Regions from separate parts of the Homo sapiens genome. Here regions 1 and 3 are each linked to region 2. A link is a loop called in an ENCODE intact Hi-C map of the cell type or tissue named here. Cell type or tissue: heart right ventricle. All regions are shown on one strand.

The links. Peaks named below come from ENCODE experiments on the same cell type or tissue, not always from the same donor. Only the 100,000 strongest peaks of a DNase experiment are listed, where the experiment ranks them.
Region 1: a loop joins it to region 2, with 1.9 times the contacts of the local background. A loop is called at or near these places in 2 of 110 quality-filtered maps.
Region 3: it touches region 2 in a loop (3-fold over the local background); 3 of 110 quality-filtered maps call a loop at or near these places.

Annotation. Positions count from the first base shown.
Region 1 is chr5:158,544,604-158,549,603 of GRCh38, forward strand. No RefSeq gene overlaps it. Among named protein-coding and RNA genes, the nearest start is that of LINC02227, 140 kb to the left of the region's middle. In heart right ventricle, no CTCF peak of the experiment used is centred here; a DNase peak (open chromatin) is centred at 2,348; H3K27ac peaks cover 1,562 bases.
Region 2 is chr5:158,483,129-158,488,128 of GRCh38, forward strand. LOC124901122 (a long non-coding RNA gene) reads left to right here and starts at 2,083. Exons shown (of 2, transcript XR_007059020.1): 1 at 2,083-2,246. In heart right ventricle, no CTCF peak of the experiment used is centred here; DNase peaks (open chromatin) are centred at 2,093 and 2,569; H3K27ac peaks cover 5,000 bases.
Region 3 is chr5:158,420,147-158,425,146 of GRCh38, forward strand. No RefSeq gene overlaps it. Among named protein-coding and RNA genes, the nearest start is that of LINC02227, 13 kb to the left of the region's middle. In heart right ventricle, no CTCF peak of the experiment used is centred here; no DNase peak of the experiment used is centred here; H3K27ac peaks cover 2,636 bases.

The DNA.
Region 1 (5,000 bases), 61 kb after region 2:
ATTTTGTTTTTAAATATCTTCCTCTCATTTGAAGGAAAAAGAATTTTTTAAAAAAGGAAAACTTCTAAGATGCAATGGAGAATGTATCAATAAACTTTGAAATGTATTTTTTTAGTGAAAAATAATTCTAAGTTTCAGAGAGAGCCTTGCCACTGACTTCCTGTGTGCACTTAAAATATGTTGCTTCGCACTTTCAGTTCCAGTAGAATAAAAGTAATAATTATGGTCCTATCTACATTGCCAAGTTACCATGAGGACCAAATAGAACACTGTATGTGGTAGCACTTTGCAAAGTCTAAGAAGACATTATAAAGCATGAGACTGCTAGCAAAGCTTCTTAAATTGTAGGATGCATTGCTGGTGAGATGACAGACACCTGTCAGTGTCCAGGGGTTTGCTTTTGGAAATGAACATTAAATGGTATTAAACTATGTAGTAAGAAAGTTATTCCTTTTTCAGTTCTCAATCACCCTTTCTGATTTCTTCAAAGAGCAAGTCTTCCTGTGGTGCTAACATGTCCTCACCACCTCAACACTTGCTAAACTTCCTTACCGTAAAGAGAGAACAGACCTCAACCTCAGGCATGGCGCCTTGAACAAGAACATGTATTTAACTAGATTTTAATATCACAGTTTAGTTTTCCCTCCTCATATTTTCATGATTTTTGTTTTTAGGTGTTTTTTTTTTTTTTTTTTTTTTTTTTTTTGACAGGGTCTCTCTTTGTTGCCCAGGCTGGAGTGCAGTGACACAATCATGGCTCACGGCAGCCTCGACCTCCCAGGAGCTCAAGCAATCCTCCCACTTCAGCCCCCTTTGAGTAGCTGGGACTTACAGGAACACACCACCACACTTGGCTAACTTCTTAATTTTTGTAGACACAGGATCTTACTATGTTGCCTAGGCTGGTCTTGAACTCCTGGCTCAAGCATTCCTCCCACCTCAGCCTTCCAAAGCTCTGGGGTTACAGGCATGAACCACCGTGCCCAGCCTGCTCATGTGTTTTTGTGGTAAACTCCTTAATGACCAATGGTAATGCCTTCCCATTAACAGCAGTTATATAAAGTTTCATTTCTATGCAAATTTATCTATGTAAAAAAAGAGCCATTTTAAAGAAAATGTTAAATAAATAATAGTCAAGTGATATGTGAATTTGGCAAAATTTGTGAATGTGATATGAATATGTTTGAAGCTTGGGAGCACATGTGGAATGCTTAGGCAAGACCTAATATGTTTGTTTCCAAGATAGTTAATCCTTTTTCTATGTTGCTTCGTTTCATCCCTCACCATCCTTAAACAATTCTTACAAAGAAACATTGGAAATAAAGGAAGGAAATTGGAACTTTCAGCAGCCATTTTAACTTTCACTGATAAACCCATTCGCTGGGAGAATGTAGGCACTGGAATCCCACTTAAATCTTCTAAACTTTTCAAACATTAAAAATTGACAGCATTGACTGAGCTAAAGAGATAATCTCCTCCCCAAGAGTCCAGTTTGTGTCATTAACCTTGGAAAGGGACACACACATGCAATATATCAACCTTGGGCAGAATGGACTTCAACATGTGGATGAAATTCATCTTGTTCTGTTCTCTAGGGACCACGTGAATTTGTGAACAATTACAATTTTGAAGAAATTGTGGGCAAGCTAATCCCCTGTGATCACAGCATTTTCTCACCCATGTTTCTCTTCTCCCTGTCTCTCTCTCTCTCTTCCTCTTTCTCTCTCTCTCTCTCTCTCTCAGTGGGGAATGGAGTAGAAAAATATTTTCAAAGAATTGGGTTGGAATGAGAAGCATGGAAAATTTGTTGGTAGGTTTTTAAAATACTGTTTCTGAAAATTTATGGATGAGCTCAATTTAGAAAAAGTGAGGAAATTACATGATGACATTCAGGCAGCTTGTGAGCCTATTTTTTTCCATATAATGTTGTGCTGAATAAAATCACAAAGTAATGATTTCCACTTGTTAATAAATAATTCTTGCTTGAAGTGAGGAAGTCTTTAAGAAGGAGAAGAAATAATCATAATCATAATAAAAGCCAGTAGGATCATCTTCATTCCTTTTAAATATGTTCAACTCCAACCTTGGAAAAGTTAACTAAACCTCATCTCAACATCAAATGCTGCCTCTCCTATGGGTTTCTTTTTTTTAATTGGTGTATCTTTTTTCCTACAGTCTTCGAGCCTGTGTTTATATAATTATTGTCGCAAATGTAGGTATTTGACACTTTAATAACATATTACTGCACTTTAAGGAAAACACGCCCTTCTGCACGATTCTTCTTGCCTGGGTGTAGGGCTCTTCTTTGGAGCAGATGTTCGTTGCTGTTACGAAAGGGCCTTAGAATGCTGGATTCAGATGAAGCTGGGAGGCGAGCGCCAATTATGTCATATGGTGTCAGTGCCCAGTTACAACCCTCACACAACCATCTTTTTTATTATTTTTAATGTTTTGGCTTTAATTATTCCCATGTATACTTCAGGGCACTCTTTATGGAAAGCCGGGATTTGAGTTACTATTATGTTCTTCACCTAAACAGGACAAGGAATGTTTTCATGGTCTGATTTTTAAAAGAGTGTTGGGAATGTCTTGCAACAAACAAAAACCCAAACCTGCCCTATAGCCTGGTCACTGAGGGCTGATATTGTATTTTTTATGTCTAGTATGCCAGGTTTCAAATAAATTTGTGTCAAATGAACTAATTGAGTAAATAAACCAACAACACTTTTCTATTTTTTTAGTCAGCTTAATGATACACCTTCCCTATTTCTTCCATTCTTGAAGACTGGAACTATTCATATTCACATGACATGGAAAAATGAAATATGCCTGGTTCACTCAAAGCAGGGTTGTTTAATCTTTAGCTCCTAGCCCCATGTTCTTCACACAACATTCTTTCTTTATTTTTATTATACTTTAAGTTCTGGGATATATGTGCACAACATGCCGGTTTGTTATACAGGTATACACGTGCCATGGTGGTTCGCTGCACCCATCAACCCATCATCTACATTAGGTATTCCTCCCAATGCTATCCCTCCCCTAGCCCCCCTACTCCCCGACAGGCTCTGATGTTTGATGCTCCCCTCCCTGTGTCCATGTGTTCTTATTGTTCAGCTCCCACTTATGAGTGAGAACATGCGATGTTTGGTTTTCTGTTCCTGTGTTAGTCTGCTGAGAATGATGGTTTCCAGCTTCATCCATGTCCCTGCAAAGGATATGAACTCATCTTTTTTATGGCTGCATAGTATTCCATGGTATATATGTGCCACGTTTCCTTTATCTGGTCTATCATTGATGGGCATTTGGGTCAGTTCCAAGTCTTTGCTATTGTGAACAGTACTGCAATAAACATACATGTGCATGTGTCTTTATAGCAGAATGATTTATAATCCTTTGGGTATATACCCAGTAATGGGATTGCCAGGTCAAATGGTATTCCTGGTTCTAGATCCTTGAGGAATCACCACACTGTCTTCCACAATGAACTAATTTACACTCCCACCAACAGTGTAAAAGTGTTCCTATTTCTCCACATTCTCTCCAGCACCTGTTTTTTCCTGACTTTTTAATGATCGCCATTCTAACTGGCATGAGATCATATCTCACTGTGGTTTTGATTTGCATTTTTCTAATGACCAGTGATGATGAGCTTTTTTTCATATGTTTGTTGGCTGCATAAATGTCTTCTTTTATATGACAGAAGTGTCTGTTCATATCTTTTGCCCACTTTTTGATGGGGTTGTCGGTTTTTTCTTATAAATTTGTTTGAGTTCTTTGTAAATTCTGGATATTAGCCCTTTGTCAGATGGATAGATTGCAAAATTTTTTTCCCATTCTGTAGGTTGCCTGTGCACTCTGGTGATGGTTTCTTTTGCTGTGCAGAAGCTCTTTAGTTTAATTAGATCCCATTTGTCAATTGTGGCTTTTGTTGCCATTGCTTTTGGTGTTTTAGTCATGAAGTCTTTGCCCATGCTTATGTCCTGAATGGTATTGCTAGGTTTTCTTCTAGGGTTTTTATGGTTTCAGGTCTTACATTTACTTCTTTAATCCATCTTGAGTTAATTTTTGCATAAGTGTAAGGAAGGGGTCCAGTTTCTGTTTTCTGCCTATGGCTAGCCAGTTTTCCCAACACCATTTATTAAATAGGGAATCCTTTCCCCATTGCTTATTTTTGTCAGGTTTATCAAAGATCAGATGGTTATAGATGTATGTCGTTATTTCTGAGGCCTCTGTTCTGTTCCATTGGTCTATATATCTGTTTTGGTACCACTACCTTGCTGTTTTGGGTACTGTAGCCTTGAAGTATAGTTTGAATTCAGGTAGCATGATTCCTCCAGCTTTGTTCTTTTTGCTTAGGATTGTCTTGGCTATACAGACTCTTTTTTGGTTCCACAATATTGATTCTTCCTATCCATGAGCATGGAATGTTTTTCAATTTGTTTGCAACCTCTCTTATTTCCTTGAGCAGTGGTTTGTAGTTCTCCTTGAAGAGGTCCTTCACATCCCTTGTAAGTTGTATTCCTAGGTATTTTATTCTCTTTGTAGCAATTGTGAATGGGACTTCACTTATGATTTGGCTCTCTATTTGTCTATTATTGGTATATAGGAGTGCTTGTGATTTTTGCACATTGATTTTGTATCCTGAGCGAATTGAATCTTTCCCATAATTAATAGCACTAATTGAGTCCTACCCACAATCCAAGAGTATATGGCTCTCCCCATTTAAAGATGAGGAAGCTGAGGCTCAGAGCAGTTAAGTAGTCCAGGGTCACACAGTTGATAAGTTGCAAAGCAAGGATTTAGCTCCAAAGACTTTGTTCTATAAAATGCTGGATGAGGGACTTGTTGCAGAGGCATGGGTTTCATGAGTCAGTGATGTCATTCGACCCCTGACCTAGAGTTGTTCAATATGAAAACCAATGCTTCAAGGGAGTTGTACTAGACAACCTCATCCAGAAGGAATTTTTGCTCTTTTCAGTCTAGGTACATTCCCCTAG
Region 2 (5,000 bases):
ATGTCAGCAGCCTGGGACCCACTTAACCCTCTTGATTTGGGTGGGCCATGGATGAAGCAAAGCTATGAATGTACAGTCAATTTCTCTACGAAAGCCAAAACTATTGCTGTATTCATTCACCAGTTGCTTTTGTTTGTAGAATGGAAGTGAATGTAGTTAGCAGACCCAACAGTCAAAATGGCACAGTCTGAAGTCCATGCACACGAATCTTTTATGGCCTGACTTCTCCCGGGAACTTAAGTAAATTCCCTGAGCTTGTGACCTTCCACTGGACACAATACAAAGGGTCGTTATTTGCTTGATTCTCATGCTTGAAGAAAAAAAAAAAAGAAGGAAGTCCAGATGAAAGTTAAAAATAGGGCATGTGAATTTAGTGCAAGTTTCCCTGGGATCATAAGTCTGGTAAAGAGAAAAAAAGAAGGAAGAAAAAATAGACGCCAATAGATGTGAGCTTCCAGGAAGAATGTTATTTGCTCACAAATATTTATCCAGAGAACTCCTCAGACTAATTCCTCATTAACAAGTGTCCTGGAATGCAGGTGGAATTCATCAGAGCAGCCTCAAAGGAAACTTGAGAGCTGAACTCAGAAAAATCCCCAGCGTAGAGACATTTTTCCTGCTCTGTGCGACTTTCCCAATTGCTCTTCTCCTTGTTACTGAGTGTCTTTTTAATAATACCTAGAATACACAGGCACACACACACATATATACATCCCCCACACATCCCCCATACGTATGCCTGGCTTTCTGGAAGTTAGAATTTCGTTTTGGGTCATATGGCTGAGACAGAAAAGAATAAGCACGCAGTTCCCAAATTCCGTGTGTCCATAGTAAGAGGGGACCCTTCTTCTTTGCAGATATGATTCACTTATAATAAACAAAGAGTGTTTTCTATAATTTTGTCTGTGGGGAGGGTTAAATCTAAACTTCCAACCCTGTCTCAGAAGCATTATTCCAATCAGGGAATTATATCACAGGTGGAGACGTGTCCCTGGGAAAGAAAGCATCTGCTTCCATGCAAATGTCATCAGTAATAAAGAAAGATGGGGAAGCCATGTGATCCAGGAATTGGATCGTGTCCATATTAGGTCTGCTTTTCAGTTGTAAAAACAGTAAGTTACCCTCAATTATTCTTATGCACTGGGTGAAAACCTTTTTTTAGCTTTACCAGGTTCCAGAAAGAGGCAAGAGCACTTGGCAAAGGCTTTAGAAAATGATTGTTTCTTAATTCTGCTACAAACTCCAAATGCCACTTCCTGGTTCAGAAGCAAGAGGCTTGGGGGAAAATAAGTTTGAGCTCATAAAAACACTCAAAGGGTATACTGGTCATCAAACAGCTCTGAGCAAACTGTATTTGCAAATGAATCTGAAAACATGTGGATTCAATTTTCCTTGAAATGCCCAGAGGTTAAAAAATTAAAGGGAAAATGTTTGGCAGAAAGAGCCTGGGGTTTGGCTATGTGCATTAGTTTCTGAAAAATAAATTGATTGTTTTGCCAGGGAACAAGTATTACCTGGTTCCCCTTCTCAATCACATCTCTAACTTAATTATCAATGGCCCCATTTCTCATTGTGCCTGCAACGTGGACAAAAGAGTTGAGTTCATTTGGCAAGAAAGCAAATTTTATTCATTGCCAGTGTGTTCTTGTGTGTGGCCGACCCAGAATTTCAGAACTGTCATGGGTTTCAACTCTAGTAACATTGTGGCAAGAAAACCATCTGCTAGCAAAATTGTTTCTTCTCTGCCCATTGCATCCCATCTGCCTTCACCCATCAAAATTTACCCCTCTTTTTCCTTTCTCCAATCCACCAAAATAATACCTTTATTATGACCAAATAAACAGAGGCAAATATGGAAGTGCTTTAGAGCAAATCCAAATTGTTTTAAAAGATCATGAAAATGGAGTGGGTGGGGGAAAATTCCATCTGTGGAAAAGCAGTGATTAGCCTTAAGACCATGTGAGGCCAACGGCACAGAGTCCCATTTACGAGATGATGTGTGTTGCCCGTAAGTGGCTGTTCCTGGTCTCTGAGGTAGCAAAGTTGTCACATGGTTCTGTTGTTGCCATGGCAATAATCTGCAATTGTGCAGAAAATCCACAGAACTCGTGAGCAACTCCTTAGTGGATTGGGCTGAAAGAAAATCAAACCCGTGAAAGCCCTGAATTGATGTGGTTATGAAAGCGCATTGGCCAAGCTGGCTTTCCTTCCTCTGACCCCCATCTAACTATGGTGAACGCCCTCGTGTATGTATATTTTTCTCACTTCTGTGTTCATAACCGGTGAAAGGTATAAATCCTACTCAGCTCGGGATAAGCCTCAGCTCACTCCTTAAAATTCTGAACACACAGTCTGTAATCTACAAGGTGGGAATTGTGGCTTTTTTTGGCTGCTGGAACTTCTTGACCCCAGACTAGCATTGAGGACCAATGCCTGATTTGTACATCTAGGTGAAACAACATTTTAAACACATTAGGGTCTCCCCAAGCCCAGGTGGGTGTTTTCCCCCCGGCAGAGGCCCCGAGAATATGCTGGGCAGGCAAGTGAAGCTCTGAGGATGTGTTGCTCCTGGGTAGCTTGGCAACAGAGTATACACACATGTACAACACACCCATCTGAAGGCATGCCAATACTCCCTGCCTTTAAGCTAGCTAATACAAACCATGCCCAAAATACAGCCGGGAAACGGAGGGTAGGTGGCATTTCCCCCTCCTGCAGGGAAATGCTGCATGACATGCATAGATGCTGTATGACATTTATGCATGTATCAGCAGTCAACCCCAAATAGTTGAGGGCATGAATGAGTGCGGGGGCCCCTGACAGAAAACTGAGCAGGAAGAGAAGCCAGACAAATCACTGTCATGGTCCAAAGAACAGTGAGAATCCCATGGGAATGCAGCTTCCAAGCAGATCCCATGAGAACATCTGGGATGAAGACACTCACGCCAGGCCCTAAACCCAGATTCATTAGTAAGAGTGCGGCATTTCTTCTCATTTTTAAATTTATCTTCTCATACACCACAAGTATGATTTTCTTGCCTTCTGCACATTTTCTTACCGGGAGTAGGAAAAGGATGGTGGAGAATGAACATTAAGCTGTACATTGAGGTGCTTTCTCCCGGATACCTTCTCATTTGGGGTTACTCAACTACAAGCAACAGAAACTCATTCTGCCTAATTTAAGCAGAGAGGAAGGTGACATAGGAGAGTGAAGGGCTTGTGGGTATGGTCAAGTATTGAGAATTAGGATAAGAAATGGAGAGGAAACCAATAGCTTAGGGGTTTAGATAGCAAGAGAGAGAGAAAAAAAATCTGATCATAGTTTCCCACTAGAAACTTTAGCTTCAACTATTTTTCTTTTCTGACATCTTTCTCGAGAGTCAAAGTTTTTGGGAAAAAAAGTCCAGATGGCCTAATTTGGATCACGACTCCAATTCTTTCTTGGTGGGGATGGGGATGTGTGGGAGGAGAAAACGGAGAATATAACCCTTAACTAAGAGTCTCATCGAGATTCCACAGAGTGGGAGGGAGAGAATTTTTCAAAACAAAAATTAAGGTGCATTTATGGAAGGGGATTGTATACTGTGATGGATGGTCGTGGTGTTGGCATGAGAAGAGAGAATCCAACAATAAATCTTGGAGGGAAAGTTGCAAGATGGAAATGCCAATCATTCTATTCATGTTAGTGTGCCTGTGCAGAGATAGGCTAAGCAAAACTGGAACAGAGATGTAGTAGATGGAGAGAGAGTGAGAGAACTAGTCTAGAAAACATTTTGTTTGCCATCCTCTTCCTGAAAGAATCAAGAAGAAAGACAACAACCTGATTTGACACCAGCTATGCTAATGGGGCAGACTTCCTGCTAGTCAAAGCTCCCCGTTAATGTCCACTTCTCAGCGTGTCTGATTATGGGTTGAAGTTGACCGATCAGCAAACTACTCAATTATAAGCCCATCTTCTCCCTGTGGTGCCACTAATTAAAACAGGAACCATGTTGCAGCTCACACACTCCATGGAGTTCTACCTTCCAAAAGCTGAATTAGTCACAACAATTAGCCATTGTCAGTGGAATTCAGCCTCTTTCTTCCTTTCCTCAACCCCACTCCAGTTTGGTGTAAATTCATCTCTGAAAAACCTTCTCTTGGGATTAGTGATCTCCCTGATACCCTTCATGTGAGATAGAAGCACACGTGGTAGGAGATTTGAAACACAACCCCAAAATGCAGCTATGTGGAAATCTCAATGTTCTGGAATGCCCTGACCTTTTGTCCTGCTAATCATCATTTTTTTCCCCTGAAATCACATCTTGAAGGGTATTCCTGCATGCACTTAATTTTTAAGAGGGGAGAGAGGAAAAAAAAACCAACATGGATCAGTACCCTTCCAATAGAAGGAGAGCTGTTCTGCAGACAGCTGGGACAAACTGTAATCTTTTTTCTTTTTCTGTCTTGATAAACATAATGGGCCACTTTGGTAATTTCAGCTGTAAATGCACTTCTCTCTAACAGGACGATGTTTCCCAGTGCAGAAGAGGAGAGAGAAAAGATGTTGAGAATCACTGTGATGACAGGATAGAGGTATAGGGGCTTGCTACATAGCCACAGAGCACATCCCAAACTCACTTGAACATGAAGCCCATGGCTTCTTGACCAGAGAGAGGAACTTCTGTAAACTGTTGAAGGTCCAGTTCAAATCTCCATTAGTATTGAAATCAATATCCCTGGCTGGAAACAAGATGACATTTCTGGCTTTCTTCCAAAGGGACTGCCAATTAACCTCCAGTGGAAAGCTCCCTGCCCACACTTCTCTTAATGTCCCTTCTTCCCTGAAAAGAGGCAACTCTAGATGCTCTTGCCTTTTTATACAAATTTTTCCATTCAGCATTTGATAGCTCCATTGTTTTCTTCCCCAAATGAAACGAAGCAGAAGTTTCTCTATCAAAATATTTTCTTCTCAAAACAGCTGTGCACACTTAAAAGTTTCTAAGAAAATCAGTTTGCAC
Region 3 (5,000 bases), 63 kb before region 2:
CTTTATTCTTTTGCATATGGATATCTAGTTTTCCCAGAACCGTTTGTTGAAAAGACTATCCTTGCTCTCATTTAATGGTCTTGGCACCTTTGTCAATTGACCATATATGTAATTAATTGGCCATATATATAAGAGTCTATTTAAAAATAACATGTTTGTTATTTTTATCTGACACCTTAAATGCTATAATAGCCTATTAAGAGGTAAACAACATTTACTCATAATCAACTACTCAGATTAACATTTTGGTGGTTTTTCTTTTTTTTCTTAAATACATAACAAAATGCAGATAATAATTGCATCTATTCATCAGGTAGGTATAAATAGAAGATAAAATAGAAAAAAGTGTCTGCCTTATATTTTGTTTATGGTTTGTGTAATCAAATTCAATTGTGCTATAAAATATTTAGTATATACGTATTTCACTCAGCATTACACCCTGGGCATTTTTCATGTGATTACAGATTCTTGGAAACTGACACCATTGTTTAAGGCATTCATCAATATCACACTTCTGAGAAACTTTCTCAGTTCTCCCTGACCCCAGGTAGAATCTGGCTATATTCTACACTCCTAGTGCTCTTGGATACATTCTGTCCTCCCTTGTAATGGCACTGCCATATATAGAGTGCATAGCAAGTGCATAGTAAATGTTTGCTGATTTAAAGATCATGCCTCACATAGATCTTGTGTTTAGTAAATGGTTAGCTTGGACATGTGACATTCCTCCAGCCCCTTTTTCTTTTTTAATATTATATCTCTGCACAGCAGTAAGATCTTGGGATACATCTGACAAGTTCTGGCTGCCCAGCAAGCATTATGGAAACCAATGTGGTGCATGTGGCCCAGGCATGATTCCCAAAGCCCTCAGTGACCCCAGAACATGGAAGAAGCCTGCTTCAAGATACCCACTCAATTCTATTCCATTTTGCTGCCAGGAAGATCCACAGGCACACTATTCACAGCAAGGCCAAAATGCAATAGTAATTCTTTTAAACAGATGTTAGCTGACCACATTCTTGGTACCTCTTGCTTTGAGGGCACCTGCAGCCTAGGGAGTAATGCTGTCCCCATGCATTAGGGCAGCCTGATATTATGCAACCCTCCTTGGCTTCTTAGGGAGAGGAAAGAGCAAATGCATCCCTCAGGTAGCTCCAATTGTTTCCATTTCTTTTCTCTCTCTACACCTTTACACCAATCCCAAGAGGTGAGAACGGATGCAGAGCTCCTTGACTCTGGCTACACCACTTACTCACAAAGATTATGAAAAATCATAAAAATGTCAACTTCTGTATTTCAATTCTGTAAACTATACATGCAGTAGTCTCTGCACTTAGTTCCCATCATTACAGCTTGAGCGAGAAGGCTTCAGCTTTATGCTTGAATAACAAATAGAATGGTACCCGCCCCTTTGACAGGTGGTCTGTGAAGCGCGAATGTTTCTCCAGCCTGCTTACCAGAAACAAGTCCCAGGCTGTGTCTGAAAAATATTTTGGCGCTGTCATTGCCTTAGACATTGGCATGGACAAGGTCCTTTGAGGAAAGTTATCTGGTCAAACTGAGAAATATCAGTGGCAGAATGACAGAAGGCCTAGAAAATATGTGATTTGGTTGTATTTCTACAAGTAAGTAATGCTAAAGGAAAATGATGGCAGCTAACACATACTGAGCTTCAACTCGGTGTCAGGCACTTAGCTGAATGTTCTTTGCACTTTACAGTATTTTATCTTCATGACACTGTGATCATTTTACAATTGAAGAAATAGAGGATCAAGTGTTTGTTGAAGGTTGCAGAGCTAGTGAATAGTGATTTGAAAATTGGCAATCTATCACCAGAACCTATGCTCTTTTTCTCATACCATCTTTCCTCTTGCTAATCTCTTTTTAAGCTCCTGAATTTATAGATAATATATTATATATGAATATATGTAATTTATAATATACATATTATATATATATATCACTTCAAAGTTAGAGATACAAGCTGCTTTAATAGTTAGAACTATCTTTGGATGGGCATTTCTGCAAGAATTTTTTTTGTAACCTAAGAAAGAAATGTTAATAATACTGAGACCTCATAGTTCATAGTTCGTAGAGACCCTTGGTTCACATGATAAATCACCTCTGAAATGGCTTTGGGGATGAAACTCATGAAGCCTGTCTACTACTTTGCAGGGAAAAACTCAGGGTCACTTTTTGAGCAAACTCTTTCACTGGGCATACTCAACCAGGAGAAACATTACCCCAGAGAGACAAATAATCATCCCATTCTTGAGGAAGTCTGGACTGTTTTTCTAGCACACATGGACAACTCATAATTATTCTTAAGTAACCCTGAGAATTTTAACATGAATTGAGTTGTGTGTTTCTTGTTAAATGGATCATAAGGTGTAAACTCTCCATCCTCATGAGGGGGAATCAAGCAGGGCTGAAGGATTATCAATTATTAGTCAAGTATGTGGCAGAACTTATCCCTACCATGAATGGGTGGTTGGGATAAATGAACCTAAAGTGCTATTTTGTTTCTAGGATCATAGACATTAGGATTTTACAGGTTTCCTTTTCAATTTCTGCCCAGTTTGCTTTCTCAGGGATGTTCCTTCCCACCATCCAGGAAGGAATGGAGACAAGCTCCCAGAACTCATGCTGGTCCAGCTTGACTCTATCCTTAGCCACAGATGACTATACCAGAAGAGGTTACAGATCTACAGTGAGTCAATCAACCTCCCTTCCTTGGGAATTTGGAATCGCGACGAAGAAAAGCAAATCTGGGCTGACCTTTGAAACAGAAAATTTAAACAAGAGAATACTGTGTTCCCCATGTAGAACTGGGTTAAGAAGCTAGTGCATGAAGTGAGAGAAGCAAAGATGAAGAGTGGTGAGAAAACACTGCCTGTGTACTGATGACCTCTGATTTCCAGTTCTCATTCTTTCTGTGGACTTTGGGTTCTATGACACACTCCTGTATCTTTGCAATGAATACCCCTAACTAATGGGTGTGTGTTACCTGTAACCAACAAGAAGAGGCTCAGCTAAGAAAGAGATGAATAGGGATCGGCCTTTTTTTTTTTTTTTTTCAATATTGGTGGAACAAGAAGCATTTCCTGACTTGCAAGGCCACAGCGGAGCTTCAACTCGCAGGCTGGAGTGGGTCCAACCCCACTTCTCCATGTATTTCATCTTTGCTGCTTGTGAGTCCGTGAACGCTCAGGGGATTCCATTTCTGTGTTAGAGAAGTGGTATGAGTGCAAGGGAGATTTACGGGGTTTCATCTGATTTAGCTGTAGCTTAGAGGGTTTAGTAAAAAAGAAGGGTACAAGTGAAGGAAAGGCTAGCCAAGAAAGTAAGCTCAGAAAACTATGATTTAGATGAAATCCAACCATTACATCTCAGAATTCAGCCCAAGTCTCACTCTCTTTAGGTGTGTGAGACGTTATGTTGTCATTTCCATAGAAGTTCATAGAGACCCTTGGTTCACATGATAAATCACCTCTGAAAATGGCTTTGGGAGTGAAACTCATGAAGCCTGTCTACTACTTCGCAGGGAAAAACTTGGGGTTACTTTTTGAGCAAACTCTTTCACTGGGCATACTTAACCAGGAGAAACATTACCCCAGAGAGACAAATAATCTTCCCATTCTTGAGGAAGTCTGGACTGTTTTTCTAGCACACATGGACAACTCATAATTATTCTTAAGTAACCCTGAGAATTTTAACATGAATTGAGTTATGTGTTTCTTGTTAAATGGATCAAATTTCAACAAAGCCCGGGAAACATCTTGAAAATCACATGAATGCAATTTCCAAAGAAAACAATCCAAGAATTACTGCCAAAAAGTTTTATTTCCACTAGGAAGGAAAAGAAGAGTTTCATTTTGCCCCCCACACAGACTGTATGTTCAATCTGTGGTCTGCAGTGGAAAATTCTCCTGATTTTGCTCAATTCAGGGGAGGAGAGAAATGAAGGAGGCTATTGTTATTTGAGTGAGTGATAAAACTGTCTTTCTTTCTCTAGTATTAATATGTTATTAGCATTTTCAATTTGATTCTACAAATATTGAGTTTTACTGGTGTGTGTGGTACAATGGGAAGCAGGACAAAAAGCTTAACACGCGATGACTGTCTCATGGGCTTTACAAATTAGACCTACAAGTAGGGCACTGCCAGCCCACACGGAGTCCTTGTGTAAATTAGAAAAAGATGACCCTTCCAGGCAGATGCAGCCTTGTGGGTAACCAGTGAGCAACCAAGGGACATTTGTGCAAATTAGAAAAAGCACCTTCTTCCTCTGGTGGGCACAATCTTGCACCAGAGTGAACATCTTGATTTTATCCTCCCTCCCTGTTGACAAGGTGCTTTTATGCAGGATACAACTTGCCCATGTGACTGCAACAGGACATATAAAGGGATCATCTGAGAATTACTCATGGTCAAAATGGAAACAATGCAACCACCATTCTCAAACTTCAGTGAGTAGAAGAATCATGGCAGCTTGCTAAAATGCCCGAGTCTCATCTCAGATATTCTGATTCAGGATGACTGAGGTAAGGTCCAGAGATATGCATTTGTAATGTGTTCACCTAGGTGTTTTTGATGCAGGTAATCCAAAAACAACACTTTGAGAAGTCAAGGTATGAGAAGCAAAGGCTGTGAGTCATTTGGAAAATGACATCAAGGCTGGCTGAACTTATTGGAGGAGGCCTACAGAAGATGGGGAATTTTAGTTAAATAATAAATGAATAGTAATTTCTACAACTTTTGCCTTAGTCAAAAAATGTTTTTGTTCTCCAAAATGGATGAGAAAAGCTCAGATAGGCTTATTTGCAATTGTCTAGAAAAAAAAAATGACAACTGAAAGAAAATTTTTCTAAGATGAATCCCTAAAATGAGTGTTGTGTGGAGGACTGAAGCCTTTATAGAATTACTGCTAACTTCTGCTTTTGGATAAAAAAAAAAAAAAATAAAGAATCCCTACGTTAGCTGGGACAATGCAAACACTG